Linked DNA regions of Homo sapiens: regions 2 and 3 are each linked to region 1. A link is a loop called in an ENCODE intact Hi-C map of the cell type or tissue named here. Cell type or tissue: ascending aorta. All regions are shown on one strand. Each heading gives the region's core, and the rest is flanking DNA. Links, peaks and the distances in the headings are about the cores only. Region 1 has its middle 48 kb from the start of SETMAR. Region 2 holds the start of LOC105376933 (a long non-coding RNA gene). Region 3 overlaps SUMF1 (sulfatase modifying factor 1).

Evidence for each region. A loop is a pair of places that touch in the nucleus more often than their neighbours do. Peaks named below come from ENCODE experiments on the same cell type or tissue, not always from the same donor. Only the 100,000 strongest peaks of a DNase experiment are listed, where the experiment ranks them.
Region 2: it touches region 1 in a loop (4-fold over the local background); 36 of 110 quality-filtered maps call a loop at or near these places.
Region 3: it touches region 1 in a loop (2.7-fold over the local background); 9 of 110 quality-filtered maps call a loop at or near these places.

Annotation. Positions count from the first base shown.
Region 1 is chr3:4,346,180-4,356,724 of GRCh38, forward strand. It overlaps a transcript of SUMF1 not described here. Among named protein-coding and RNA genes, the nearest start is that of SETMAR, 48 kb to the left of the region's middle. In ascending aorta, for the core only: a CTCF peak has its summit at 4,815 (motif pointing right); DNase peaks (open chromatin) are centred at 4,865 and 5,470; H3K4me3 peaks cover 973 bases; H3K27ac peaks cover 2,445 bases.
Region 2 is chr3:4,580,101-4,590,645 of GRCh38, forward strand. All of the region lies in intron 4 of ITPR1 (inositol 1,4,5-trisphosphate receptor type 1), which reads left to right. LOC105376933 (a long non-coding RNA gene) reads right to left here and starts at 4,118. Exons shown (of 2, transcript XR_007095798.1): 1 at 3,471-4,118; 2 at 1,820-2,824. In ascending aorta, for the core only: a CTCF peak has its summit at 4,571; DNase peaks (open chromatin) are centred at 3,581 and 4,543; H3K4me3 peaks cover 2,668 bases; H3K27ac peaks cover 4,560 bases.
Region 3 is chr3:4,411,715-4,419,752 of GRCh38, forward strand. It overlaps SUMF1 (sulfatase modifying factor 1), which reads right to left. Exons shown (of 9, transcript NM_182760.4): 5 at 6,296-6,418; 6 at 5,414-5,528. It also overlaps the pseudogene MRPS10P2. Among named protein-coding and RNA genes, the nearest start is that of SUMF1, 52 kb to the right of the region's middle. In ascending aorta, for the core only: a CTCF peak has its summit at 5,355; DNase peaks (open chromatin) are centred at 5,017, 5,437 and 6,027; H3K27ac peaks cover 3,709 bases.

The sequences.
Region 1 (10,545 bases), core at 2,316-7,315:
AGTAGACATCTACAGAACTCTCTACCCCAAATTAACAGAATATACATTCTTCTCAGTGCCACATGGCACTTATTCTAAAATCGGCCACATAATTGGAAGTAAAACACTCCTCAGTAAATGCAAAAGAACTGAAATCATAACAAACAGTCTCTCAGACCACAGTGCAATCAAACTAGAACTCAGGATTAAGAAACTCACTCAAAACCACACAATTTCATGGAAATTGAACAACCTGTTCCTGAATGACTCCTGGGTAAATAATGTAATTAAGGCAGATATCAGGAAGTTCTTTGAAACCAATGAGAACAAAGAGACAATGTACCAGAATCTCTGGGACACAGCTAAAACAGAGTTAAGAGGGAAATTTATAGCACTAAATGCCCACATCAGAAAGCTAGAAAGATCTCAAATCGATACCCTAACATCACAATTAAAAGAGCTAGAGAGGCAAGAGCAAGCTAATCCAAAAACCAGCAGAAGACAAGAAATAACCGAGATCAGAGAAGAACTGAAGATGAGATAGAGACACAAAAAAACCCTCAAAAAAAATCACCAAATCCATGAGCTGGTTTTTTGAAAAAATTAATAGAAAGATAGACCGCTAGCTAGGCTAATAAAGAAGAAGAGAGAGAAGAATCAAATAGATGCAATAAAAAAATGATAAAGGGGATATCACCACTGATCCCTCAGAATTACAAACTACCATCAGAGAATACTATAAACACCTCTACACAAATAAACTAGAAAATCTAGAAGAAATGGATAAATTCCTGGACACATACACCCAACCAAAACTAAACCAGGAAGAAGTTGAATCCCTGAATAGACCGATAACAAGCTCTGAAATTGAGGCAGTAATTAATAGCCTACCAACTAAAAAAAGCCCAGGACCAGACAGATTCACAGCTGGATTTTACCAGAAATACAAAGAGGAGCTGGTACCATTCCTTCTGAAACTATTCCAAACAATTGAAAAGAAGGAACTCTTCCCTAACTCATTTTATGAAGCCAATATCATCCTGATACCAAAACCGGGAAGAGACACTACAAAAAAAGAAACTTTCAGCCTAACATCCCTCATGAACATCAATGCAAAAATCCTCAATAAAAGAGTGGCAAACCGAATCCAGCAGCACATCAAACAACTTACCCACCACAATCAAGTGGGCTTCATCACTGGGATGCAAGGGTGGTTCAACATACACAAATCAATAAACATAATCCATTACATAAACAGAACCAATGACAAAACCACATGATTATCTCAATAGATGCAGAAAAGGCCTTTGATAAAATTCAACATCCCTTCATGTTAAAAACTCTCAATAAACTAGGTATTGATGGAACATATTTCAAAATAATAAGAGCTATTTATGTCAAACCCACAGCCAATATCTTATTGAATGGGCAAAAGCTAGAAGCATTCCCTTTGAAAACCAGTACAAGACAAGGATGCCCTCTCTCACCACTCTTATTCAACATTGTATTGGAAGTTCTGGCCATGGCAATCAGGCAAGAGAAAGAAATAAAGGGTATTCAATAGGAAGAGAGGAAGTCAGATTGTCTCTGTTTGCAGGTGACATGATTTCACGTTTAGAAAACTGCATCATCTCAGCCCCAAAACTTCTTGAACTGATAAGAAACTTCAGCAAAGTCTCAGGGTACAAAAGTCAACGTGCAAAAATCACAAGCATTCGTTTACACCAACAACAGGCTAACAGAGAGCCAAATCATGAATGAACTCCCATTCACAATTGCTACAAAGAGATTAAAATACCTAGGAATACAGCTAACAAGAGATGTGAAGGACCTCTCCAACTACAAAGCACTGCTCAAGGAAATAAGAGAGGACACAAACAAATGGAAAAACATTCCATCCTCATGGATGGGAAGAATCAATACCATGAAAATGGCCATAGTGCCCAAAGTAATTTATAGATTCAATGCTATTCCCATCAAACTACTGTTGACATTCTTCACAGAATTAGAAAAAACTATTTTAAATTTCATATGGAACCAAAAAAGAGCCTGGATAGCCAAGACAATTCTGAGCGAAAAGAACAAAGCTGGAGGCATCACACTACCTGACTTCAAACTATACTACAAGGCTACAGTAACCAAAACAGCATGGTACTGGTACCAAAACAGACATATAGACCAATGGAGCAGAACAGAGACCTCGGAAGCAATACCACACATCTACAACCATCTGATCTTTCACAAATCTGACAAAAACAAGCAATAGGGAAAGGATTCCCTATTTAATAAATGGTGTTGGGAAAACTGGCTAGCCATATGCAGAAAACTGAAAGTGGACCCCTTCCTTACACCTTGTACAAACATTAACTCAAGATGGATTAAAGACTTAAATGTAAAACCCAAAACCATAAAAACCTCAGAAGAGGCCAGGCACAGTGGCTCAAGCCTGTAATCCCAACACTTTAGGAGGCTGAGGCGGGTTGACCACCTGAGATCAGGAGTTTGAGGCCAGCCTGACCAACATGCAGAAATGCTGTCTCTACTAAAAATACAAAAAAAAAAAAAAATTAGCCAGGTGTGGTGGCACATGCCTGTAATCCCAGCTACTCGGGAGGCTGAGGCTGGAGAATCACTTGAACCCAGAAGGCAGAGGTTGCGGTGAGCCAAGATCACGCCATTGCACTCCAGCCTGGGCAACAAGAGCGAAGCGCCGTCTCAAACAAACAAACAAACAAAACCCTAGAAGAAAACCTAGGCAATACCATTAAGGACATAGGCATGGGGAAAGACTTCATGACAAAAATGTGAAAAGAAATTGCAACAAAAGCCAAAATTGACAAATGGAATCTAATTAAACTAAAGATCTTCTGCACAGCAAATGAAACTGTCATCAGAGTGAACAAGCAATCTACAGAACAGGAGACAATTTTTGCAATCTACCCATCTGACAAAGGTCTAATATCTAGAATTTACAAGGAATTTAAACATATTTACAAGAAAAAAACAAACAACCTTATCAAAGAGTGGGTGAAGGATATGAACAAACACTTCTCAAGACATTTATGCAGCCAATGGACATATGAAAAAAAGCTCAACATCACTGATCATCAGAGAAATACAATGAGATACCATTTCACGCCAGTCAGAATGGCGATTATTAAAAAATCAAGAAACAATAGAGGCTAGTGAGGCTGTGGAGAAGTAGGAACGTGTTTACATTGTTGGTGGGAATGTAAATTAGTTCAAACATTGTGGAAGACAGTATGGTGATTCCCCAAGGATCTAGAACCAGAAATACCATTTGACTCAGCAATACCATTCCTGGATATATACCCAAAGGAATATAAATCATTCTACTATAAAGACACACGCACATGTATGCTCCTTGCAGCACTATTTACGATAGCAAAGACATGGAACCAACCCAAATGCCCATCAATGGTAGACTGGATAAAGAAAATGTGGTACATATACACCATGGAATACTATGCAGTCATAAAAAGGAATGAGATCATGCCCTTTGCAGGGACATGGATGAAGCTGGAAGCCATTATCCTCAGCAAACTAACATAGGAACAGAAAAACAAACACCACATGTTCTCACTCACAAGTGAGAGTTGAACATTGAGAACACATCCACACAGAGAGGGGAACAACACACACCAGGGCCAGTTGCGGGGTAGGAGGTGAAGGGAAGGAAGTTGGAGGATGGGTCAATAGGCGCAGCAAACCAACACGGCACATGTATTCCTATGTAACAAACCTGCACGTTCTGTACATGCATCCGGTTTTTTTTTTTAGAAGAAATAAAAAAAATAAGTTGTATATATTACGTATTATTTTCTTTTTTTTTTTTTTCTGAGATGGAGTCTCGCTCTGTCGCCCAGGCTGGAGCGCAGTGGCACGATCTTGGGTCACTGCAACCTCTGCCTTCCGTGTTTGAGCAATTCTCCTGCCTCAGCCTCCCGAGTAGCTGGGATTACAGGCATGCACCACCACGCCAGGCTAATTTTTGTATTTTTTTTAGTATTAAAAAATCACCATTTTTTAGTATATAAAATCACCATGTTGTTCAGGGTGTTTTCAAACTCCTGACCTCGTGATCTGCCCACCTTGGCCTCCCAAAGTTCTGGGATTACAGGCTTGAGCCACCACTTTCTGTGTGTGTATATGCGTGTGTGTGTGTGTGTGTGTGTATAATTGTGTGTGTATAATTGTGTGTGTATAATTGTGTGTATATATATTCAATATATATCCATATATACATGTAGTATAAATGTTTGTAAATACGTTTTTAAAAGTCTGGAAAGATAGACTGTTGATAGTAGTCACCTATTGGCATGGATATGGGAGAAGACCAGAAACTCACAGAATGAGGAGCTTCTATACAAATTTTATTTATGCTTTGAGTTTCTAATTTTACCTAGGTATATTAAAGCTCTGATAACTAAAAAATAATAAATTTTCAAAGAAACTTGATAAATAGTTAAAAATGAGATAATTCTTAATTAAAGCAGTAGAAGTTCAGAAAATGATTACAGTAAAAAGATGACAAATTATTCCAGAGCTCTCTTCACCTCTGCAGGTCACATTCTCTATCTCCTTCTCTTCCTCCTCTTTAAAAAGCTAGCAATTGGAACAAACACTTTAGAATAACTGTTTCACCTATGGAATAAAATTTTGCACCCCCTCCCTTTTTGCTCATACCTCCTAGCCTTCCCAAATCCACACTACCCCTAAATAAAAGGTTTGCCAACTCTAGAGATCATTTGTACAACAAAAAAAGAAAAAAAAAAATCAAACCAATACAACAAACCCAAACTGGCCACTAGAGGGAGAACATCACACATAAAACCACTTTGAGCTACCACTCCACGGAAAACCATACCCACAGACGGAGGTACAAGGGTTGGCTCCACAAGAGATTGTTCAAAGGTAAAAGCTCACAGGCAATCATCAATGTGATTCAGCCTTTGGCTTGCCTAATATGTCCTGAAGCAAATAGTTTTATTAATAAATATAAAATTACAAATGTGAATATGTTTCCCATATTAGTGAGGTCTCCCCACCCTCCCTGCTCTGAATCAAATTTTTACAAATGTTCTGGAACAGAAGCAAATGTTGAGTTGGAAGCTGCCCTGAAACTGAGTCTTAACGAAACAATACCCATTTTTGAGCCCAGCCACAGAGTTAGGAGAAGCAAGTAAGAAACTTTAGCCTCGTTTTACAAAGAGCAGGGGATTTAATCTTATCAAGGAAGTCCTCTCATATACTTTTTCAGACCGCTATTTCATGAGGATGACGCAGCACACTTTTCCTTTCATTCTTCACACACTGATCTCAGTCGTCTTTATCAGCCACATTCTTTTTATGTATTTGTGCCTGGAACGAATGAGCTGATAATGCACCTTTTGATCATGTTTTCCAGTGGATGAATGTGTTCCATGCACCCAAGCCTTCTTCCACGCCGCCCCTAAAAAAAAGTCCATTTCTTTAGGGTAACATCATCATTTTAAAAAAGAAGTGACACATGGGTGGGGAGGGAGGTGTGATGGAAACACGTCTTTCAAAAATGTGTAGTCGTAGCCTCGGCCACTTCATTACCACATTGAGAATAATTTCTGCAGTGTGACTAAGCATCAACCCTTCAAGTTTGGAGTGGATTTAAAGCAGGTCAAAGGTTTACACTCAGATCCCTCTATACTGACTGCTTTAACCCTCCTGCCTTGATTGTACCTTTTCTAGAAGTACTTGCACATAATTTTCAAAATCTGAAGAAGAAATAGATTTAGTAACTTGTCCAAAGTCACAAATCTAGTAAGTGGTAGGAGAAGAATTTAAGCCCAGACAGTCTGGCTCCAGAGCCCATGTTCTTAACCACTAATCCATTCCACCTCCTCACTCTTTGCCTTTTTACTCCTGCAAGCTATCCCTTGCCCCAGTAATCTCCCGTCTTCAGTCCACCACTCCCCACCCCAAACTCACAATAAAACAATGGACTCAATGATACAGTAGAGAGAACGGAAGTCACAAAAATGGCGTGAGTCCTGGTTCTGCCTCACTCAACCGTGTCACCTGGGGCATCTTGAGTCCTAGTTTTCTAAGTGCACATTGGGAATATTAACCAAAAATAACCAGTTCCCCCCCAAAAACTACTCTGCAAATTAAATTAGGTCATGTACACAAAGCCTCCAGTACAGTGCCTGGCCCTGGAAAGCAAACCAGCCAAGACAAGAGAAGACATAGAACAACCACAATTTACCGCACAATGAACACAGTCTACCAGGAGAAAGTGAGCTGTTTCAGAAAGTAACACTTTCACCTTCCTCAATGGCTTTATAATACAGCCACCATCTGGGGAAAGATGGCTGGGGACATGGCAGGGTCCCACCACAATGTCACCTTGAGTGGAGGCTGCAATAGTCAGGGAATCTTCCATGACTTGCACCGAATACTTGCAAAGCCCTTTTTGGGAGACATTTTATACAAAGTGATTCCAACTACAGGATTGTTGAGGGTAGTCCATGCATAGAATTATGTTCCAAAGGATGTAGGTCCATTATTGCTGCGTGTAAAAAAAAAAAAAAAAAAAAAAAGGGTGACAACCCCATGGCAGGGCCATCTGTCTGTGAAGGGGCCAGGGAAGCAAATTCACCTCTACATTTAAGAGGTCTCCCAAAACAAACAGGAAGGAAGTGCTTCTGAACAGTTAATTTAACTTGCTCTTGAGGTCATTTAAACCCAATTCTTTTTGACCGTCCTTAGAAGAGATGGAGAAAGGCTGTCATTTTCTCCCAAGACAGATTCAGTCACTGTCAGACCTTGCTCTTCTCCTAGATGAACAGCTCTCAGGTTTTTTGGTTTCAGGATCCCTTTACACTCCTAGAAATCATTGAGGACCCCACAGAATTTCTGTAATGTGCAATATATCTACAGACATTGAACATATTAAAAGATTGACCCAAGTATGGTGGCTTACACCTGTATCCCAGAACTTCAAGAGCTGGAGGCAGGAGGATGGCTTGAGGCCGGGAGCTTAAGACCAGCTTGGGCAACATAGTGAGACCCTCATCTTTACATTTTAAGAAAAAATTAAGATTAGGAATTTTTTTGAGACGGAATCTCACTCTGTCGCCCAGGCTGGAGTACAGTGGCGTGATCTCCGCTCACTGCAAACTCCGCCTCCCAGGTTCACACCATTCTCCTGCCTCAGCCTCCCGAGTAGCTGGGACTACAGGCACCCGCCACCACGCCCGGCTAATTTTTTGTATTTTTAGTAGAGACGGGGTTTCACCGTGTTAGCCAGGATGGTCTCGATCTCCTGACCTCGTGATCCGCCCACCTCGGCCTCCCAAAGTGCCGGGATTACAGGCGTGAGTCACTGCGCCCGGCCTAATTTTTTAACATAAAAATATACAAGCTCATATTCTGTGAGCCCTCAGGCTACATATCATACAGTCTCTAGAAAACTCTACTGTATACTCTTAGATAATTTAAAAAACAAACAACATCTTAATATTATTATGAAAATCAGTTTGACTCACAGGCCCCCTGAAAGGGGGCTGGAGGTCTCTGGGGTCTCCAGACCACACTTGGAGAACTGCTGAGCTAGATAAAACCTCCTACAACAGGTTGTAGTGAGTTCTGTCTGCCACATCCTGAACCCTTCTACTTGGACATCATATTGATTTTCATTTGTTTATTTTCATTTTTATGATTTTTAGGGACAGGGTATGGCTCTGTCACCCAGGCTGGAGTGCAGCAGTGTGATCATAGCAAACTCCTGAGGTCAAGCAATCCTGCCACCTCAGTCTTACTCCTGAGTTGCTAGGACTATAGGACTATGCTACCATGCCCAGCTAATTTTTCTATTTTTTGTAGAGATGGGGTCTCACTATGTTGCCTAGGCTGATCATGAACTCCTGGCCTCAAGTGATCCTCCTGCCTTGGCCTCCCAAAGTGCTAGGATTACTGGCATAAGCCACCCTGCCCAGCCCCCATCTTGATTTTTAAGTCTGGTAATTTATGTAGTTAGAATTAAAATCCTGAACCAGTAATATCAAAGAAGGATTAAATAAGAAGTAAGAATGTAAACAATGAGGCAGAACTACCCAAACAACTATTCTCTAAAACTGAAATGCAAATTAGCACTGAAGACACCACAGAAAACCTTGAACAGGCAGATCAACACAGTATGGGCCAACAGACTATCCTCCCTTTTCGTTTTTCCTTCTTTTTAATTATTGTTATGTCCACAAATGACTTTTCCATTGGTATTAAACCTGCTAGAGGTTCTTTGTGAGGTGGATTCAAGAAGAAAATACCCAGAGTTTCACAATATAGGTAGCGATAACCAGGTCTCACTTTCCCCTTCCGTGAGAACTTCGTGGGACAGACCGACCGCGCAGGATCAGGTATTTCCAAATTCAAGTACTAACACAAGTTTGGGGATTAATCATGCCAGCTTTTTTCTTTTTTAATGTTTGATATGGGGGTCAAGGTTAAGCTTTTCTATGCAGTCTCTTTGTTCTTTCTTACTCTTAGCCCATTTTGTCCTCTTCTCTGTGGCTGTAACTCCATGGCTGCCCAGGACCATCTGGTAGTACCTTCCTGCTCCTTTGCTTCTAATAGTCATATTTATAACAGGAACAAGTACCTAGGAAGCACTTATCCCAGTATCTGGGAAGCACTTATCCAAGTACTTTGTGCTAAGCACTTTATTTTTGCATTTTCTCATATCTCCCCACAACCCCACAAGGTAGGTATTATTATTCCCATTTTACCTTAGAGGACATTGCTTGCCTTACAGTGGCACAGTTACGTATGTGGTGGTGCAGGGATATGATCCCAGACAATCTTATCCCAAGGCTCTCTACCCACGATGCTAAACTGCCTTTTAAAGACAGTGACGCCGGACACAGTGGCTCACGCCTGTAATCCCAGCATTTTGGGATGCTGAGGCAAGTGGATTGCTTGAGCCCTGGAGTTCAAGACCAGCCTAGGCAACATGGAAAAACTCCATCTCTACAAAATAAAAAATAAAAAAAACTAGCTGGGCATGGTGGCATGTGCCTGTAGTCCCAGATACTCAGAAGGCTGAGGTGGGGGGGATCACCTGAGCCTAGGAGGTAGAGGCTGTAGTGAGCCATGATTGCACCACTGCCCTCGGGCCTGGATGACAGAGGAAGATTCTGTCTCAGAAAAATAAAAATAAAAGACAGTGATTGAAGAGATTAAAACGACATCCTTCCCATGTCATTTAAAGGTAAATAAATAAAATCTTATTTGGCAAAGGTGTAGAGCAGAGAAAAATTGTGGACTTTGAAAATGCAACCAATGGCTCTTCACCACAGGCACCAAAGTAAATGTAGGTGAACCTTTTATCAGTGCCACCTGACAAGGAAAGCCTTATCTCTGCTCTTCTGATAGTCTGTTAGTGGTTTCACTTTTCCCCTAAGTGTTCATTCACAGCTTCTAGCATTACCCTGTTGAGGTCCAAGCTAATATGCTAGAAAAGAGTTGCTCTGATCAGTCTTCCATTCCCCTCGGCAAAGAAAACAAGGGGTTTGTCAAATATGGCCCAGACCCAAGGGCGGGAGAGCAATCCTATCTGACCTTCAATTACTCTGAACTGGAATCGCCTTCTTCCCTGACAACTGTGACTAATTCCAAAGGCCCAACCAGCCTTCTCATAATGATGACTCTGGGGTCAATTACTTTGGGGGCAGATTAGAATCTGATCTGAAGCTGAAAAATTCCGCCCCCTTGGTACTAATCCCTTGAACTTTCCAATCCTAAATAGGGCAAGTTTCAGGAAAGAGCATTTCTCATTTTACAGCCTACCTGAATATTGTCTGTAATGATTTTGCTTAATCAAAAAATTAATTAAACTCTTGCTCTAATGGTCTAAACACAAGTCAGAGGAAGGAAGTTCTGGCCACGTGCCAAAGCTCCATCTGAGGCTCTCGGAGTTAATAATTTCCATGGTGTTTTAAGCATTTGAAACAACAAAGGCTAGCTTTCACTAATAGCACAACTGATTCTGGAAAACCTATAAAAATGAGGCCTGCTCTAGGGTGGTTTGTATCCAGAGAATTAAGTTTTAACAAATAAAATTAAATCAACAGTCAATAAATTAAAATTTTGCTATTCTCTGATACTAATCTGCAAACTTAGCCATAAGTGCTCAAGTTAATGAAAATGGGCTGCCAGTGGCTCTGCTGAGATCACCGATGGCTGTTAAATGGTTTTCCGTGGGGACAGCGTGGGGACAGCGTGGGGACAGAGGACAGGAGTCTCATAAGGCATTTCTAGGCGAGATGAGGTCCCTGGGCAAGCCACGACCCTTTCTTACATTTATACATTTCTTGCTAGTACATTACTTACTTGATCAGTCACTCTTCAGAAATAAATACATACAATTTTTTTTTTTTGCTCTGTGAAACGTATCAACTCTTCATAATCTAGGCTGCAAATGCAAACTGGCACCCCGCAGATGAAACGGGGCTGCAGAAGCAATTTATTAGGTCTTCACAGTGTTTGCTTTTTAAAAATATTAGTTGGTTG
Region 2 (10,545 bases), core at 2,559-7,558, 230 kb after region 1:
CCGGGAGGCTGAGGCAGGAGAATGGCGTGAACCCGGGAGGCGGAGCTTGCAGTGAGCCGAGATCATGCCACTCCACTCCATCCTGGGCAACAGAGCCAGACTCCGTCTCAAAAAAAAACCAAAAAACCTTTATTATTATTTTTTAAAGCATATATGGTTCACGTGCCCTTGATGGAGGATATTAACATTAAGTATTCAGGAGTGAGGAGGAAGGTTAAGTTTTAGGTTCGATAAGGATTGTCTGGCTTTTGGTTCAAACAAGTGGTTTTTAACTCATCCAGCCATTCCTTATGACCCACATTACCCTCTCAAAGTGGGGGCAGGACAGGAGAACCCCACAGATCCCCCACCTTTTGTTTTGTAAGAACTGCCAAGCCAATTGTTCAAATTAGCCTAGTCATCTAATCTCCTAATGTCCCTGGCAGGAGAACAAGTGATACGGGGAGGTGACAGATGAACAGCAGAGAGCTTGCTGTGCCTGTGTCCTGCAGCTCACTGGTAAAGCGTGTCAAGGATGTGGCCTTTGCCTTGCCGTCCCAGGTGTTGTTCATAGTCCTCCACTACTGTCCTTACCCCCAACCTCTTGCAGGGCCAGAATTTCTGTTGCTGAGCCCATTACAACAGATCCTCAGTGAGCAAGCCGCAGAGGCTGTACTGAGCATGCCTAGTCCTTCTCCCAAACCTGCCAGTCACTGAATGGGGCCGCCTCTTGGGGAAGAGGGATACAGTGGGCACATAGGGTGAGTGGCGCCCTTGAGCAGATTCCGACAGTAAGAGTAACGTCAGGCAGGAGGAGTGAACGTTTCCATCTCGGAGCAGCCAATATTTCTTCTGTAAATACCAATCACGTTAGGTGCCAGAGCAGTTAACTAACCTCTCTACCTCTGAACTCCATAACTCATAAGACTTAATTGTGTTGACCTGGGATATAAACCTGTCCCGACTCCTCCACATACCAAACTCAAACGTTTCAGAAGCTTAAAATACCGCTTGTTTCACATACTGATAAAAAATTCCAAGTAATTCCCCCAAGGATCATTTAGAAGGTTCCCAAATCCACCCCGACAGCCCAGCCACCTTGGAGAGTGTTTTTGCCGAGGCAGCATCAGCAGGGTAGAGGAGGACCAGGCAAGGTCAGCACCTTCTGTGCTACAGAGAGGCCCATGTGAGTCTTGTCCTCTTCAGAAGGCGGTCTGCATGATGAAACACATCTGCAGTGATGCTGTGGTGCTATGCTAGTCTCTGTCCTGACTTCACTCCCTGGTGTAGGGTTAAAAACTCCCAGGAAAGGCTTCTTTGTTCTTCCCAGACCAGTATGGTGTATGGTGGTTGCTTTTACATCAGTTTTAGGTGGGTTGCCATATTCTCCACGAGCCTCTTTTAGGAATATTTGGGATGGTAGTGGTAATCTATATTGGGAGCCATCTCAACTCAGTATTAAATGAGTCTGGGACAACAAGCAACACCCACCCCATTACAAGTTTTATATGAAGCAAACATCTATTTTTGCTTTGTGCAGACTCCACTGTATAAAGTGCTAAAAATAACCAAATGCTCAGAAACCATTTGTGATGCAAAAATGACTGTAGGGGGAACCGTGTTGTTTTCTGCCCTGGTTATAACTAAATAGTGTACGGCAGGAATTGTGCCCAAGAACTAGTTTTGCAAGGTCATTCTGAGGCTTTTCTGGTGTTGGAGGGACCTACAGTTGTCCCTGTGGACTCAAAATGTCATCTTGCCCACACAAACTGTTAAAATAATTTAGACAGGCTTTTTTCTTTTTTATTGCTTAAAAGAAATAGTCTGTTTGGGTCTTGAAGATTTTGTGAGTTTTATTTTTTTTTAGGATTTTTTTTTTTTAAAAAGGAAAATGGAAATAAACAGATCACAGGTTAGGGTAACCAGAAGACAGGGTTGTTACGCCTTTAAAAATTTTAGCACATTTCCTAATGCTGCTGTCATTTCTTAAGTCATGCTATGTGTGAGACTTGAATACTCGGTGCTCCCGTACTGGCCTCAGTGTTGTTACCAAGAAGTGCATTTGCCAGTCTTATCAAACTGGCATCAGAAATCAAGCTCTGAGCTCAGAGGTTAGATACCGCTTATTTTTATCAAGTAGGCAATTTTCCTCTCCCCTTAGCATATGCGCTTTGGGTTCTAGACTTGTTCGAACATGCCAAAGAAACCGCTGGTTAATTTAATGCCTAGAGGCCATGTTCCTACTGTGTCTGTAGGAAAATGTCCTCCCCCACCCCCGCCACCCCAGCCTGAGTATGTTGAGGAGCCAGTTGACAAAATTGTTAGCATGCTGTGAAGGGACGGATGGTCACCTCCTCTTCTCCCCACGCGTCCATGTGTATGCACTCAGCCTGTTCTCCGGTGTGGGTGTGAAGATGGACATAGTCTTGTGTGCTTCTCTATTCTGCTGAGATTTGTGTTATCAGCTCCACACTTCAAGGACAAAAAAAGATCCAAGATGATGAGTGGTTGACCATGTTGCATGAAAAGGAAGTGGATAGAGAGGATTCATTCTGGAACAGACTAGCAATTGACTGGACAACGTATTCTTTCTAAGCCTCTTAACCCTTTGTATACATCTCTTTATGGCTGTGAAAGTGTCTTACCATCTGTTAGATTTTTTCTGGGAGATGATTAGCTTTCAGAAACCTAAATGACTCAAGGGAAGTGAAAGCAATACTAGACTTTCTAGAAAAATGTATGGAATGTGTTCTCCTTCTTCCAGCTCTGTGCGTGCTTCAGGGAAGCTGCTGCCTCTGCTTTAGTATGTCTGTGCTCTTTGGGCTGGTGGCACGTTGTCTGAGACCTGAAGAAGACAGTGGTGAAATCTAAATCAGAACCCTAGGCAGATTTTCCTTCTTTCTTTCTTTTCACCCACCAGCCTTTACTTTAGCAATCTTCCTCTCCAATATTTATTTAAAATTTTCTCAGCATGTACAAACTCTTGGCATATAGGAGAAGAAGAAGATTTCTAAAAAATCAAGCCATTTCTCCTATAAGGGAGATCTGCTACAACAGGAAATTGGATTTGGACCTTCTTTGGAAGCAAAAAAATACAGCTAAATAAACGTTTAAATGGAAGTGGTCTCATAAATATTTTCAGTTTCAAAAATGGAAATTCATTGTGTCACTTTATGATAATATCCATGTTATATCTGAACTTCATGCTCTAAAACTCTACAAATGTAGACTTGGGAAAAAAAAGTTAGCGTTTTTTCACTAACTTTTTTTTTTCTCACTAATCATAGCATGGACACCCGTTCCAGTTTGTGTTATGTGTTTCACAGGGAATGTTTAGCAGCTTCGTGGGTTTGAAACTTCCTGAAGGTTGTTGCAGGGGCTGGGATGAGTGCGTTACAGGCCTCTCCTTGGCAAAATGTTTTTCCGTTTGTAGTTTCTCAGCATTTTCTCTTCCCCTGTGCAATCCAGGCTAGTGGAATTGAGATACTCACATTTCTATCATCCAGCTGGCTAGTTTTAGGAAAGATACAGCTTGAGCCTGTTCCTCCTTGGCTTTTAGCTTTCACTTGCCTTATTTGGTAAAGCTGCGGGGTTCGTTATTCCTGGAAAGGGCTGTTTCACCAGTTTCAAGGACTATTTCCCACTTCCATCTAGTTCTGCGCTGGGAACTTGAGCTTGGTTGCAGCTCTGGGGTATCTGATTTGAACTGGGGCAGTTGCAGGATGGGGGTACCCTGAAGAATTCTCACCACCCATGGCTGGTGGTGATGTACCCCTCACTAATGAGATGTTTACACATCAGATACATAGTTCAATGTAAACTTCCCTTTGAAACTAGGTACTCACAAAAGATGCTGGCTTTTTTGCTTCGTCCAAGGGCCTGGAATGGGCATGGCTTTCTCGCTTTTCCCAGGGTCTTGGTATTTAGATTGCCTTTTCCCCAATTATCCTTTTCATTTCTGCATTCTTTCTATCTCTTTGGGGGCTTTTTCCTATCCCTTATAAGAAACACATAATTTTGCTCACGTTAAATTTGCACATCCTAAGTTTTAATGAAGCTCACAGTTTATTATTATCTTCAGTACCTCCTCTGATGTTGTTTATAGGGAAACTTATTCTTCTCATGTTCATTATGTATGAAGTCATGTTCTCAGCACCCACCTCACCCCCTTCTTGTCCCCCAAACCAACTGGAATCCAGAATCCTGACAACTTATCCTTCTCTGGTTCCTAAGTAGCATTGTTGTAAAAATAATTAGCCTAAGTTTTAAAGAGATGAGAAGATGTGGCTTATTCCTTGGAGCTTATATTCGTTTTGTGTCTTAGCCTAAAAACGAAGTTTACAGGCCCCCCAGTCCTCAGAAAGATAGTTATATTCTTTCTGATGAAAGGTGGGAACGGGGAAGCGGGGAGGAGAGGAGAGGAGAGGAAGTGAGGTTGATGTAAGTGAATCCTTCTCTCTTTGCCCAGAGAGTTAGTGGGTTTTTTTTTTTTTGTGAAAGGAAGTTGAATTTATTAAGAGTTTGGAGGGAGGGGGCCGAAGGAAACGTTTTTCCCTCCCAGAATGCGGAGGCTGCCACTCAGTGGGAGAATTAGTGAAGCTCCGGAACTCACTTTCATTTTCAAGAACCTGTTGGTGGAGGCTTTTTTTGTCTTTGGCTTTGCTTCTCCCTTCCAGCCCTGCCTGTCACAGAAAGACCCCCGTTCATCTCCCTTGCCCTGCAGTTCATTTCTGGAGTGTAGGTGTGAAGTTAAGGGACTGTCCCCATCATAGGAGATGAAGCAAATGAAGAGACAAAATGAAGCAAATGAAGAGGCAAATACAAGACATCTAGAAATCGACTGGGTGGAGGGAGTAAAGGAGAAAAACAGAAGGGTAGCTTTTGAATGTGAAACACCAGAATGAAAACTGACTTGCCCACTGTCAGAGTGTATTACTGGTCTACCCACGTCAGTGAGAGCTGGTGAGACCCACCCTCCGAGGGTCCTAACTGTGTGCGGCTGTTCCCTGCCCGGGCAGTTGTGTTGTCATCTTGATACTCAGTTCAGTCCTATACTCTTCTGGGTATTTGTTTCCTTTTAGAAAATAGCTAGCAAATTTGTGAAAATTCAAAGCAATATGCTAGGTATGTTATGAACCTATTTGCCTAATGCTGGGCCAAGCATAGAAACCCAACCAATTACCTCTCTATATAGAATATACAGAATGTTTTGATTTAACTGCCTTAAGTCATTCTGCACTAGAGAGTTCTGTCTCTCAGTTGGATTTAGTTACCTGTCCTTATCAGTCCTGGTACACAAAACTCTTTGTCATACTAATTATGATTACTACTACTACTAACATGCACTTTTATTTTTTATCTTATTTATTTATTTTGAGACAGAGTCTCACTCTGTCACCCAGGCTGGAGTGCAGTGGTACGATCCCAGCTCACTGCAAACTCCACCTCCCAGGTTCAAGCAGTTCTCCTGTCTCAGCCTCCCAAGTAGCTAGGATTACAGGTGTGCACCACCACGCCCGGCTAATTTTTGTATTTTTAGTAGAGACGGCATTTCAGCATGTTGGCCAGGCTGGTCTCGAACTCCTGACCTCAAGTGATCTACCTGCCTCAGCCTCCCAAAGTGCTAGGATTACAGGCATGAGCCACCGCACCCAGCCTAACATGCACTTTTTTTTTTAACTGTGTAATTCTTTTTTCTTTTATATTATACTTTAAGTTCTGGGTTACATGTGCAGAACGTGCAGTTTTGTTACATAGGTATTCACGTGCCATGGTGGCTTGCTGCACCCATCAACCTGTTACCTTCATTAGATATTTCTCCTAATGTTACCCCTCCCCTAGCCCCCCAGCCCCCTACAGGCCCCAGCATGTGATGATCCCCTCCTTGTGTCCATGTGTTCTCATTGTTCAATTCCCACTTATGAGTGAGAACATGTAGTGTTTGGTTTTCTGTCCTTGTGATAGTTTGCTGAGAATGATGGTTTCCAGCTTCATCCATATCCCTACAAAGGACATGAACTCATCTTTTTATGGCTGCATAGTATTCCATGGTGTATATGTGCCACATTTTCTTAATCCAGTCTATCACTGATGGACATTTGAGTTGGTTCCAAGTCTTTGCTATTGTGAATAGTGCCGCAATAAACATACATGGTAACATGCACTTTTAATACTTTTGTTGCACCTGTTCTGTTCTGAAAGCTTTACCCGTTTCTACCATACAGCAACACCATGAGGCTGGTGCTAGTCATATCCTTGGTTTACTATTGAGGAAAACTGAGGCTTAGAGGATTAACATGCCCACAGCAACATGGTTAGCTAGAAGTGTTAACCCTGGTAGTCTGACTCTAGAAACGGCCTAACTGCTTTGCTATGCTGCTTCTTACTGCTATTTAAGTCACTGTCTGGCGGCAAGTAGCCTTGAGTGCTTTTTTTTTTTTTTTTTTTTGAGACAAGGTCTTGCTCTGTCACCCAGGCTGGAGTGTAGTGGCACGATCATGGCTCCCTGCAGCTTTGACCTCCCTGGCTCAAGCCATCCTCCCACCTCAGCTTCCTGAGTAGCTGGGACTGCAGGCACTGTCCCCATGCCCAGCTAATTTTTTAATTTTCTGGAGAGATGAGGTCTCCCTGTGTTGCCCAGGCTGGATTTTTTTTTTTTTTTTAATACAACTAGTCTCTGGAGCTCGTGGTACAAGGACTACCTAGATTAAATGCATATTGGTTTGTTTGGTGATCACTGTTTCTTGCATGAGGCCAGATCTTTGCCCTGCTTTGTTGCTATGCTCTCTTTTAAACTTCCCTTCACTTGTTACCTTATTGTGGTTTTCTCTGACTCTTGTTCATACACCTCTTAGGTAGGTCTCCGACCTGCGGGTTCTCTAAGGCATTGATTCCCAAGCTTGATTGTACTGGGAATCACCCGGGAGATTCAAAAAATTATATTCCCTGGCTCCATCCTTGCAGTTGGTATAAGACTCGGGAATAAATATTTTTTACATTTCCCTGGAGATTTCGACGACCGGCTTGCTTTGCATTAAGGCAGAGTTTCTCAAACTTTGCAGGTGTACTGTGTGATCTTATTAAAATGCAGATTCCGAAACAGCCTGCTATCTGATCTGCACTGAGGCCCAAGGGCCTGCATTTCTAGCAAGCACCCAGTGCTGCTGATGCTGCTGGTTCACACTTCTCATGGTTTTTTTTTTTTTTTTTTTTGAGTCAGAATCTTGGTCTGTTGCCCAGGCTGGAGTGCAGTGGGGCAATCTTGGCTTACTGCAACCTCCACCTCCCGGGTTCAAGCAATTCTGCCTCAGCCTCCCCAGTAGCTGGGACTACAGGTGCATGCCACCATGCCCCGCTAATTTTTGTGTTTTTAGTAGAGACAGGGTTTCACCACGTTGGCCAGGATGGTCTCAAACTCCTGAGCACAGGTGATCTGTCTGCCTTGGCCTCCCAAAGTACTGGGATTACAGGCATGAGCCACCCTGCCCGGCCCACACTTCTCATTTTGAGTAGCTGGGGTCTGGACTGTGCATTTTGACTGTACTCTCTTACCCTTTCAGTCTATTTAGTGGATTGTGTCTCACACTGGCTGGAATTTGTGGCTTCCAACAACCTACTGGAGGTAATTGCCCACAGGATAAAGTGAGAAAAAGGAGCAAAATGGGAAGATACTGAAAGAGAAACTGTCTCAATTTGGGAAGGACTTGTTAAAAAGACAAGCATTGCTAATTAGTAGCTTAGTATCTAATCTTTGTCACTGAAGGCTGCAAATCATGCTTCCTGGAGTCTTCTTAAAGACAGCTTCTGCAGAGGTTTTAACACCTCTCATCTGACTTTTGTTAAATAGCCTGCTGGAATCCAAAATAGAAGCTGTGTAGGGAGATTCTCCCTAAGCATATTTACTGCCAAGCCTGCTCTGTTAAGACTGTATTGATTTTCCCCCCTCTTGGTATGAAATTAGTCATATAAAATCACAAAGTCCTCAAAGACATTTGGTTCAATCTGACACTTGATGCTTAGCTGTCCCCTTAAGCACCCCCACTGAGGGATCCCTAGACCTTGCTGCATATCAGAATCATTAAGAGGTTTAAGAAATGATTTTCTATTATATAAGAAGTAGATGCATACAGTCTTCTCATATTCTTGCTGCAAAGGCTTGTTCCTTGTTCTCTTCCTGACCCTAGAGCTAGCTATTACCAGAATGCTCTGTAACTTTGCAGACTTTTTTCTTTGAGTGTACTTACGTATGTGCATACCTGTTTCTTTTTTTTTTTTAAAGCCTGTTAGTGGGGTGTATTTTAATATTACACTGGGTTTTTAAACGTGTATTCAAAGCAGCTGTGAAGTCATTTTCTCACTTGGCTTTGCAGACACAGTTCTCTGCTGGTTCTCCAGAACTTCCTCTGCTGTTCCTTCTGGATCTCCCTGACTCTCTCTTCCGCTTTCTCACCTCTAAATGCTGGGCTGGTCCCGGGCTTCGGCCTTGGCTCTCATCTCTATCTGTGTTCACTCTCTAGATGATCTCATCCACTCCTTGAGGTTAAATGTGCTGATGACTAACAGATTTGTTTCTCCAGTGCCCATCTGTCTCCCAAGAGCTAAATGTGCATCTCCAACTTTCTAAGTGACACTTCCACTTGAATGGACTTCACAGGCATACTAGACATAATTTGTCTCCAACTGGCAGTGTCTCCCTGCCTCAAACCTGTTCCATCCCTGGTCTTCCCCATCGTGATGTATAGTGACTGTTTTGGCTTGTAGTGTCTTGATTTCTCTCCCTCCCTCACACGTCACATCTTAGCCATCTGAGTCCAGTTTTCTAGGCCTTCAGTTATAGTCCCAATTTGCCTACTTCTCACCACCTAGTCTACAGCCCTCATTCTGCTCTAAACCGTCATTGTGCTACCCAGACCATTGTTTCCCAGACTTCTTTGACTGCACTTCATAGCAAGAAATTTATTTCAGCTGGGCATGGTGGCGTGCACCTGTGCTCCCAGCTACTTGGGAGGGTGAGGCAGAGGGTTGCTTGAGCTCAGGAGTTTGAGATCAGCCTGGGCAACATAGTGAAATGCTGTCTCATTGTGTCTCAAAAAAAATACACACATATATGTGTATATAAAACTGCAACCTAGGAGACATATTCATATATATAAGCAAAAGGTTCACAAAGCAGTACTTACCTTTACTGTTTGCAGTATAGTCTGATATTTCATTCTCTTATTTCGTGAAAAAACAAATGGTGGTTGAGGCCCATTTCATGACCCAGTTTCAGTCGTGATCTGCAGCTTGAAAAACACTGGTTTGGATCCTTGCTATTTAAGGTGATCTGTGGAGCCAGCAACATTGACATTAACTGGGAGCTTTTTAGAAATGCAAATCTCAACCCCTCTCCTGGCCCCCTGAATCATAACATGCATTGGAGGAGATGCCCAGGTAGTTTGCAGGCAATTGCAGTGTGAGTGTCACTAGTCTGGAATGACTGCTGTGGCCTTCTAGTAGTGGATCTCCTTGTTTCCAGTCCTGATGGCTCACAGTCTTTCTACCATGGCTGGAGCTGGAGTGGTCCTTATAAAGCCATTTGGGTCATCCTGTGCCTGCTTTAACCAGCCTCCCACCTCATGTGGAACAGAATCAAGCCAGGTTCTCAACCCTGGATGACTGCTCATTAAGATTACCCAGAAGAATTAAAAAAAAAAATGCAAAACGAACAAAACAAAACCTCATGCCTGGGATACATCACAGACAAATTGGATCAGAATCTCTGGGTATGCGGCCAGGATTGAGAACAGCTGTATGAGAAGACCAGGCCCCTGCCTGCCTCTGGAAGTGGGCCTATCTCGGGCTCTCCTGGTTCTTTCAGCTCTAACCATACTGGCTGCTTTCCTGTTCCCTGCACACAGCAAACTCATTTCTGCCCCAGAGCCTTTGTGCTTAATGTTCCTCCTGCCTAGAATTCTCTCTTGCAGGACTCATGCCCTCACTTGTTTCACGCCTCTGCACAGATGCCACCACCCCTGAGAGACCTCTGTGACCTTCCTGTCTTACCAACTTATCCCTCTAGCTGCTTCCCCCCTTTGTGTCTCCTCTTCGTCTTGCTTTTTTTTTTTTTTTTTTTTTGTCTTCATAGCAGGTACTACTCTCAACACTGTATGTCGTGTTACTTCCTTACTTATTTGCTCTTTATCTTTCTCTGTAGAATTTAAGTTGCATGAGGACAGAGACCTTATCTGTCTTGTTGAACACTGTATTCCTGATACCTGGAACAGTGTCTGGCCATAAGCAGATGATGAATAGTATTTATGATGAATGAGAGTAGTCAGTGGTTGACTGCATTATGGTGTTTCTGGCTTTTTATAGCTGAGTTGGCCCTGGTTGGACAGAAGCAAGAATGCTTCATCCCTGGTAAACGGTCAGTCTGGTCTTCTCCATGTATTTTGTTCTTCTTAATAATAATAATAATTTTTTAATTATAATTACTATTTTATTAATTATAATAATAATTACTAATTATTATTATTACAGACTGGGACTCACTGTGTTGCCCAGGCTGACCTTGAACTCCTGAGC
Region 3 (8,038 bases), core at 2,998-7,997, 66 kb after region 1:
AAAAAAAAACTTTAACTGAACAATAATAAATGCAGAATAGTTTTGCTGGCTTAATGGCTTAACATTTTTCCCAACATTTTAAAATGGAAATTCTCAAACATAAAGAAAAATTTCATTTTTAAAATGAAAAAAATATATATGTATATCAAGTAATCCTTGGGGGTTTAAAAATCTTTTTGTAAATCCATGCTTTTTCCAGACTAAATGAAGTAGAATGGAAGGAATGAATAAACTAAAATTCATTCCCTGTGGCTTCAGATGGTTTCACATCTACCCATGAATATGGAAGCATCTGATGCTTGGGCAATTCAGAGCACTCCAATCAAAGTCACGAAGCTAGTGTGAAAAGAACTTAATCTGGATGAGTTGGAAAGCTGAAAATTCTCACCACACTGCTTCCAAAATCAGCAATCATTATGGAAACAGCAGTATTTATTCATTGATTCATTCAGTAATTCCATGCACAGTGACTAAAGACAGTGAGGGCTTCAATAACAAATAATGAATGACCTCAACTAGTTTAATGAGGGAGAAAAAAAGAATATACCCAAAACTCAAAATCCAACTCTGAAATGCAGAATGGGATGAGTAGGGTAAGAGAGGGAAATAAAATGTCAGAGAAACTCGCAAGAGAGAGAAGCTTCTGGCTGAAGGCATTCTCCTTTACAAAAGTAGAGTTGTCTGGGCAGATTTCAAATAGGGCTCAGAGTTCAAAAGAGAACGAAGAGGCCACAGGCATAAACAACTTTTTCAACAATTTGGAGATGATCAAAAAGAGCATGGTAGAGTAATAGCTGGGAGAGGTAGGAAGGAAAAGAAGAAATTCAGTTATTTCAGGAATACAAGGAAAGGAGCCAGAGGAGCAAGTGCGGTTAAAAGATGAAACAGGCCAGGTGCCGTGGCTCATGCCTGTAATCCTAGCACTTTGGGAGGCCAAGGTGAGCAGATCACCTGGGGTCAAGAGTTCAAGACTAGCCTGGCCAACATGGTCAAACCCTGTCTCTACTAAAAATACCAAAAAAATTAGCCAGGCAGGTGCATGGTGCACGCCTGTAATCCCAGCTACTCAGGAGGCTGAGGTAGGAGAATTGCTAAACCCAGGAGGCAGAGGTTGCAGTGAGCCAAGATGGCACCACTGCACTCCAGGCTGGGTGACACAGCGAGATTACGTCTCAAACAAACAAACAAAAACAGATGAAACAAACACTGGAGGAAGGAATCATTTTCCAGACTTATAGAGCACAGGTGGAGGTGCTCTCAAATCAGTCTGCCTGAGGTCCTATGTGTGCATCAATACTATTTTTTTTTTAGACAGGGTCTTGCTCTGTCACCCAGACTGGAGTACAGTGATGCAATCACAGCTCACTGCAACCTCAACGTCCCAGGCTCAAGCGATCCTCTCAGCTCAGCCTCCCGAGTAGCTGGGACCACAGGTGTGCACCACCACAACCGACTAATTTTTGGAATTTTTTGTAGACATGGGGTCTCCTCATGTTGCCCAGGCTGGTCTTGAACTCTTAGGCTCAAACAAACCTCTTGTCTCAGCCTTCCGAAGTGCTGGGATTATAAGCATGAGGCACCAGACCCAGTGACACCAACAGTTAACAGCTAACACTAGGCAAGCAACTTAACCTATATGGGTGCTATTTTGTCTGTAAAATGGGAAAAATAATAGTACCTACTCAAGGGTTTGGGTATTTTTTTCTTTACCCACCTTAAATAATTTGATGTTTAAGTGAAGTAGAATGTGGAGGTCACCACCCCTAAAATTACCATAGGTGAGTATGCCACTAAGGAAAATAAAAATGTTAACTGCCTGCTATTAAACCAATCTACTAACTAAAGCTTCCTCTCAGGAACCTCAAAAGCAAACAAATGTATATGAGAATACTCCTGGCACATTTTCAGATGAATAAGCTGATATGCGTTAAAGCCAAAATTAATCATTGTGTAACAAGCAGAATGGCAAAATGTAAATTCTTTAGTCTCACTGTGGTCAAAATAGTTTGCTCAGTATAAAATCAGGTCTAGCTGGGTGTGGTGGTTCATGCCAGTAATCCCAGCACTTTGGGAGGCTGAGGAAAAAGGATAGCTTGAGGACAGGAGTTCAAGACCAATCTGGGAAACACAATGAGACCTCACCTCCACAAAAAAAAAATTTTTTTTTAAGATAGAGTCTCACTCTGTCACCCAGGCTGGAGTGCAGTGGCCTGATCTTGGCTCACTGCAATCTCTGCCTCCTGGGTTCAAGCAATTCTCCTGCCTCAGCCTCCTGAGTAGCTGGGATTACAGGTGCATGCTGCCACGCCCGGCTAATTTTTCTGTATTTTAGTAGAGACGGGGTTTCACTGTGTTTCCCAGTCTGGTCTCAAAATCCTGAGCTCAGGCAATCCACCTGCCTCAGACTCCCAAAGTGCTGGGATTACAGGCATGAGCCACCGCACCTGGCCCCAAACAAATTTTTAAATTAGCTGGGCATGATGGTGTGCACCTGTAGTCCCAGCTACTTGGAAGGCTGGGGTGGAAAAATCACTTGAGCCCAGGAGGCTGAGGTTGCAGTAAGCTGTGATCATGCCACTGCACTCCAGCCTGGGCAACAGAGCAGGACCCTGTCTCAAATAAATAAAATGAGACCTGAAATAATAAATACATGAAATATCAGGTCAGGGAGCTATTTCCCTGTAGTCCATCTCATTATCAAAGTTAAATTCCTGCTCCAGTTGACCAGAGCATGTGGACACAAAAGAGCAGCTTAGGTGGACTTGAGATACTACGTGTAAACGATTGCCATAAGATAGAGATCTCATTAAGACTCATTCTAAACACAGATGGCAGCTGTCTCTCTCTGGCTGGCTTGCTTGCTTTCTCCTCTAGTCCTGTTTGTCAAATTGGTTCCTTTAGGACTCCCAGTAAATGTTCTAATCTGTTTTAGTAACTTCCATGGCAACTTCTTCAGGTCAATTTCCCACACATATGCTGAACTTTCAGTCAAATATTCCAATTCTAAACATCTGTAGAGTGTCCTTATTTCATATTGAACATTGTATTTTTTGAAAAGGTACACTGATTTTAGAAGAGTAAATGGCTCTATATTCCTTGGTAGCTCATGTAATTAAATAGAAAAGAAACTGTAGCTGCAAGTGCTGTCAAATATGCATAACTGTCCAAGAAAACCCTGTCATGGCCTTTTGTTAAAATGAACAGGCACTTATATCATTCGTTTGGTTCATCAAAAATGCTTATCACAGGCCAGGCGCAGTGGCTCATGCCTGTAATCCCAGCATTTTGGGAGGTCAAGGCGGGAGGATCACCTACCAGCCTGGCCAACATGGCGAAATCCTGTCTCTACTAAAAATACAAAAGTTAGTCAGATATTGTGGTGCACAGCTATAATCCTAGCTACTAAGGAGGCTGAGGCAGGAGAATCACTTGAACCCAGGAGGCGGAGGTTGGAGTGAGCCACGATCACGCCACTGCACTCCAGCCTCGGCAACAGAGTAAGACTCCATCTCAAAAAAAAAAAAAAAAAAACAGACAGAAAAATAAAAGAAATGATTATCACGGTCTTGTCCAAATGAGGGCCACAAAAGCCATCACCTGTGTCTTTGGAATGGAGCTCATTTCAAATGAGCATATGATTATGCCAACAAAAGAATGGTGAGAAAGGAACTCTTGTACACCCATAAAGGAAAACATGCCCCAAGTGTTCTGGAAAATAATTCAACCATATATCTGAAACTCTTACCAAGAAAAGTTTTCTAACCTTTGACTCAATCATTTCACTGCTGGGAATCTATCTTTAAAAAATCATCAAAGGGCCAGGTGCGGTGGCTCATGCCTATAATCCCAACACTTTGGGAGGCTGAGGCGGGAGGATCGCCTGAAGTCAGGAGTTCAAGACCAGCCTGGCCAACATGGTAAAACCCTGTCTCTACTAAAAATACAAAAATTAGCCAGGTGTGGTGGTGTGCACCTGTAGTCCCAGCTACTCGGGAGGTTGAAATGGGAGAATTGGTTGAACCCAGGAGACAGAGGTTGCAGTGAGCCAAGATTACACCACTGCACTACAGCCTGAGTGACAGAGTGAGACTCCATCTCAAAAATAAATAAATAAATAAGTAAATAAAATGGCTCAAGGTTGAAGTGAGTGCTCTTTTGCCCGCCTTCTGCCTTCTGCCAGGGGAGGACACAGCATTAGTCCCTTCTGGTGGATGCAGCCGACATCAATCATGCTGCTGCCTTGGTCTTAGACTTCCCAGCCTCCAGAATTGCAAGAAATAAATTTCTGTTGTTTACAAATTATCCAGTCTGTAGTATTTTCTTACAGTAGCACAAAGGGACTAAGACTAAGACATGGCTTTATGAGTATATGATTATGCCAGCAAAAGAACGGTGAGAAAAGATTTCTTATACACCAATAGAGGAAAACATGCCCCAAGCATTCTGGAAAACAGTTTGGCCATATATCTGAAACTCTTACCCAGAAAGTTTTCTAGACTTTGAATTATTTCACTGCTGGGAATCTAATCTATCTTTCAAAAATCATCAAAGACGTAGGTTAATATTTATGTACAAGATGTTCACTGTAGAAAAAAAAAACAGAAATAACCTGTTTCCAGTAAATACATTGGGGTTTATTTATGACAGGTTATCCAGCTGCTGAAAGACAATGTATTTGTGGCATACTGCTAATGACAGATGAAACGTTTCTGATATAGGCAGGAAAAAATAGTAGGATTTTAAATACTGTATCCAGTCTTACCTAAATGCAATATGTAAAAAAATATGATACATATACACCAGAAACACATATGCTGGCAAATACGGTAGTTAAGAGCATGGGCTTTGGAAATAAACCGACCTGGTTCAAATTCCAGCTGTGCCGCTTTCCAGCTGTGTAACCTTGAGCAAGTTAGTTAACCTCTCTGTGCCTCAGAATGCTCACCTGGAAAATGGGGATAATAGTACCTACCTTACAGAGTTGAATGGACAGTAAATGAGACAATTCATGCAAATGCCTTGGCGCACAATGCCCAGCACATTGCAAGCACTCAATAACTACACGCCATTATTAGCATCATCAACACAGAGAACAAATGGGGAAGAAATGCACCAATATGCTAACAGGTATTATTTCTGGGTGGTAGAATTCCAGGACAGTTTAGCTTTCTCCTTTATAGTCTTCTCATTTTTCCAAATAATCTACAGTAAGTATTATGGAATCAGAAAGGGAAATCCATTATACAAAAAGAAAATCTGTTTAATTATTAGTATTTGCTACGTGCAACAGTGAATGCATACACGAAGGGAACACCGTGTGAGTCACAAAGTGAGCAATGCCTTTCACCCCATGTCTACTGGGAGCCTCAGTTCTCAGCAGCTGCCACCCTCCTGCAGAGGTCTCATTACTCACAGGCGCAGTTCCTTGGAAGCCATCCTCACCAGTGTTGGTCACCGGAAACTCGCCCTGCCAAATGTTGGCATAATGCTGGCCTTTGGGCTGCAGTTTGTTGCCCCAGGGGAAAAGTCTGTCAGAAGAGACACAGGCATCAGCCTGTCAAACAGGCACAGGTTTTGGATGAAAGTCAAGAGAAGGGATGCAATGAAAAAGAGAACATTGCTTGCTTGTTCTGAGTGAGCCAGTTAAAATATATATATAAATAAATAAAGCTTTTAATCAGGATTTATTTTCAATTTCCTTATAACTTCTCATGTCACGTCCACAACAGCCTCAGTCTTGCCCAGGTACTCAGGAGGCCTGAAATAAATCACAAAACTAAAAGAAGGACTTATAGAAAGCTGGGAGAGTAGACCTCATTTTGGACTTATATGGTAGTGTGATCAGGCACCACCACACCACACTTTTTTATAAAGCCTGGGCTATTTTAAGGAGCCTTTCCTAGAAGATGTGAACCCAACATGAGTTTTCTGTCTCATGGCTCTAGAAGCAGAGACATACCGCTGCTTCAGGAGATGCCTAAAATAAGAAAATGCTAAAAGCAGGGCAGTCTGCCAAGAAGTTCTAAGCAGTGATATGTAACTCAAGGGGGTTGAATTGCTAAGACTTGCTTTGGGGCTGGAGGGAGCCCACTTGGCCAGACACTTGGTTTAGGGGTGATAAAAGATTTGTGACCCATTCTCCAGTGTCTTCTAAGTAATTTCGTGGAAAAATAAGAAAAAGAATTATTGTCGTTATTAACTTTCTAACCAAAGTAAGTTCCATGGAGTTTTTTGTTGTTGTTTGTTTGTTCAAATGACCAACATATTGTCAGGCAAAATGAGATCCTCTAAATACCTATTATGCAGGCCTCCTCGACAGCTGTATTCCCACTCAGCTTCCGTGGGCAGCCGCTTCCCTGCCCAAGTGCAGTAGGCAACCGCATCATTCCAGGACACATGGAGAACTGGATGATCCGGCCTGGGGAAGAGCAAAAGTAGAATGAAAAGTGACACCAATCAGAACAAGAAGCAGGAGCTGGCTTCAGCAAAGCGCCCATAATCCCCCTCAGTTCAATCTGTGACACTGAGGTCATCCTGGTCCTTAAGTCAAACCCCAGCCATGCTACATCTGTCATGCTCCACCAACGGTTTCTGACAACCCAGGCTCCCAAATGGGTTACAGTTCCACTGGGAACTAGACTCAAAACATTTCTTCACTTTGTAGGCTCGGATTCCCACAGAATGTCATTGGTATGGCAGATGCGGAGATACTCCAGCTGCTAGGAGGGCCAGCAGGAGCTTTCAGCTCCTTTGGGGTTCAGCAGAGCTGACAGCCATCTCAGAGAAACCAGTGACTAACCAACCACAGCAGGGGCATACAGAGCCAGCCATTTCAGCCTACAGTGGCTCAACCTATGGGCCATATACACCCTAGAGGCCCCTGTGTTGGGTGGAGCTTGGTTGGACCTGCATTGTGGCTTTGACTTCTCCCTCTGCCCAGTCCTGCTCTGGCCCCTGCTTTCTACAGGTGTGGGGCCCTAACATTCTGCATCCTAAACTCTGTTTCAGCCTCTGTTTCCAGAGAACCCAACCTGTGACCCTTGGCTTTCAATTCTGTGTCTTTCTACTTTTCCTCTACAAGAGGCCGGTCTTTTTTTCCTGAGGGTATAAAGGGTGTGGAAGTTTGGGGAAAAAAAACTGAGAAAAAGGGGATAGACTCATTCACCCAGCACTAGATGGCTTTGGCTGAATTCCCTGCTCACTTTTTTAAAAGTGGGCTACAAATTCCTAGTCCATTCCTTATACACCTTTGAATTCCCCACAGTAATTACACCAGGCCTTTCATTTATTCTTTCAACAAACATCTACTGAGTACCTATCATGTGCCAGTCACTGTTTCCAGCACAGACAACAGAGGTACTCTTCTCAGAAGATCCATCGGTGTTGACTGCATGGATAACATACATTCCCCTTTTGGGTTTTCCTTCCTCCCTTAGCATTTTCCTCTGTTACTAAATTCAGGAAAGCAGATATTAACTGGGAGCTAAGAAGCCAAGTCCACCTGAGAAACCCAGGAATCCTATGACTTTCCACCTCGAAGCCTAATTGCAGCACAGCGGCTTCCAATTGAGGCTTTGAAAGATGTTTGACATTTGTCAAGGGGCTATATCCCTAAAGCTGAACTTCCTATACTCGCAGCTCCCCGACAATAAGGGCAATAACCAGGAATGTTGTTAAAAATAGAGACTTAAAAACTGCATCTGAAAAATTAGGTTAGGAGAGCAGGTTTCTTGGGCTGCTGAGATGCTGAGTCCTAACCCAAACCTTGCTCAATCTCCAGGGTTTAAAGTGTTACTCTATTTTTGCTTGAGATAATTATTTCCTTGCCACCCTGGAGACTTGCTGACCGACTTGGCTCTCTGTGGTTTTCCAGTTAGATGGTGGCTTCAAAGAATTCCAATCTGGAACTCAAGATCATGTGAATCCTATACCCAAGGCCTGGGCTTCCACAGTGGCAACCTGGGAGGACACAATTACTTATCCATAAGACAGACGTCTTCTTCCTCATAGACCCGCTAATAATGGAAACAGAATGTAA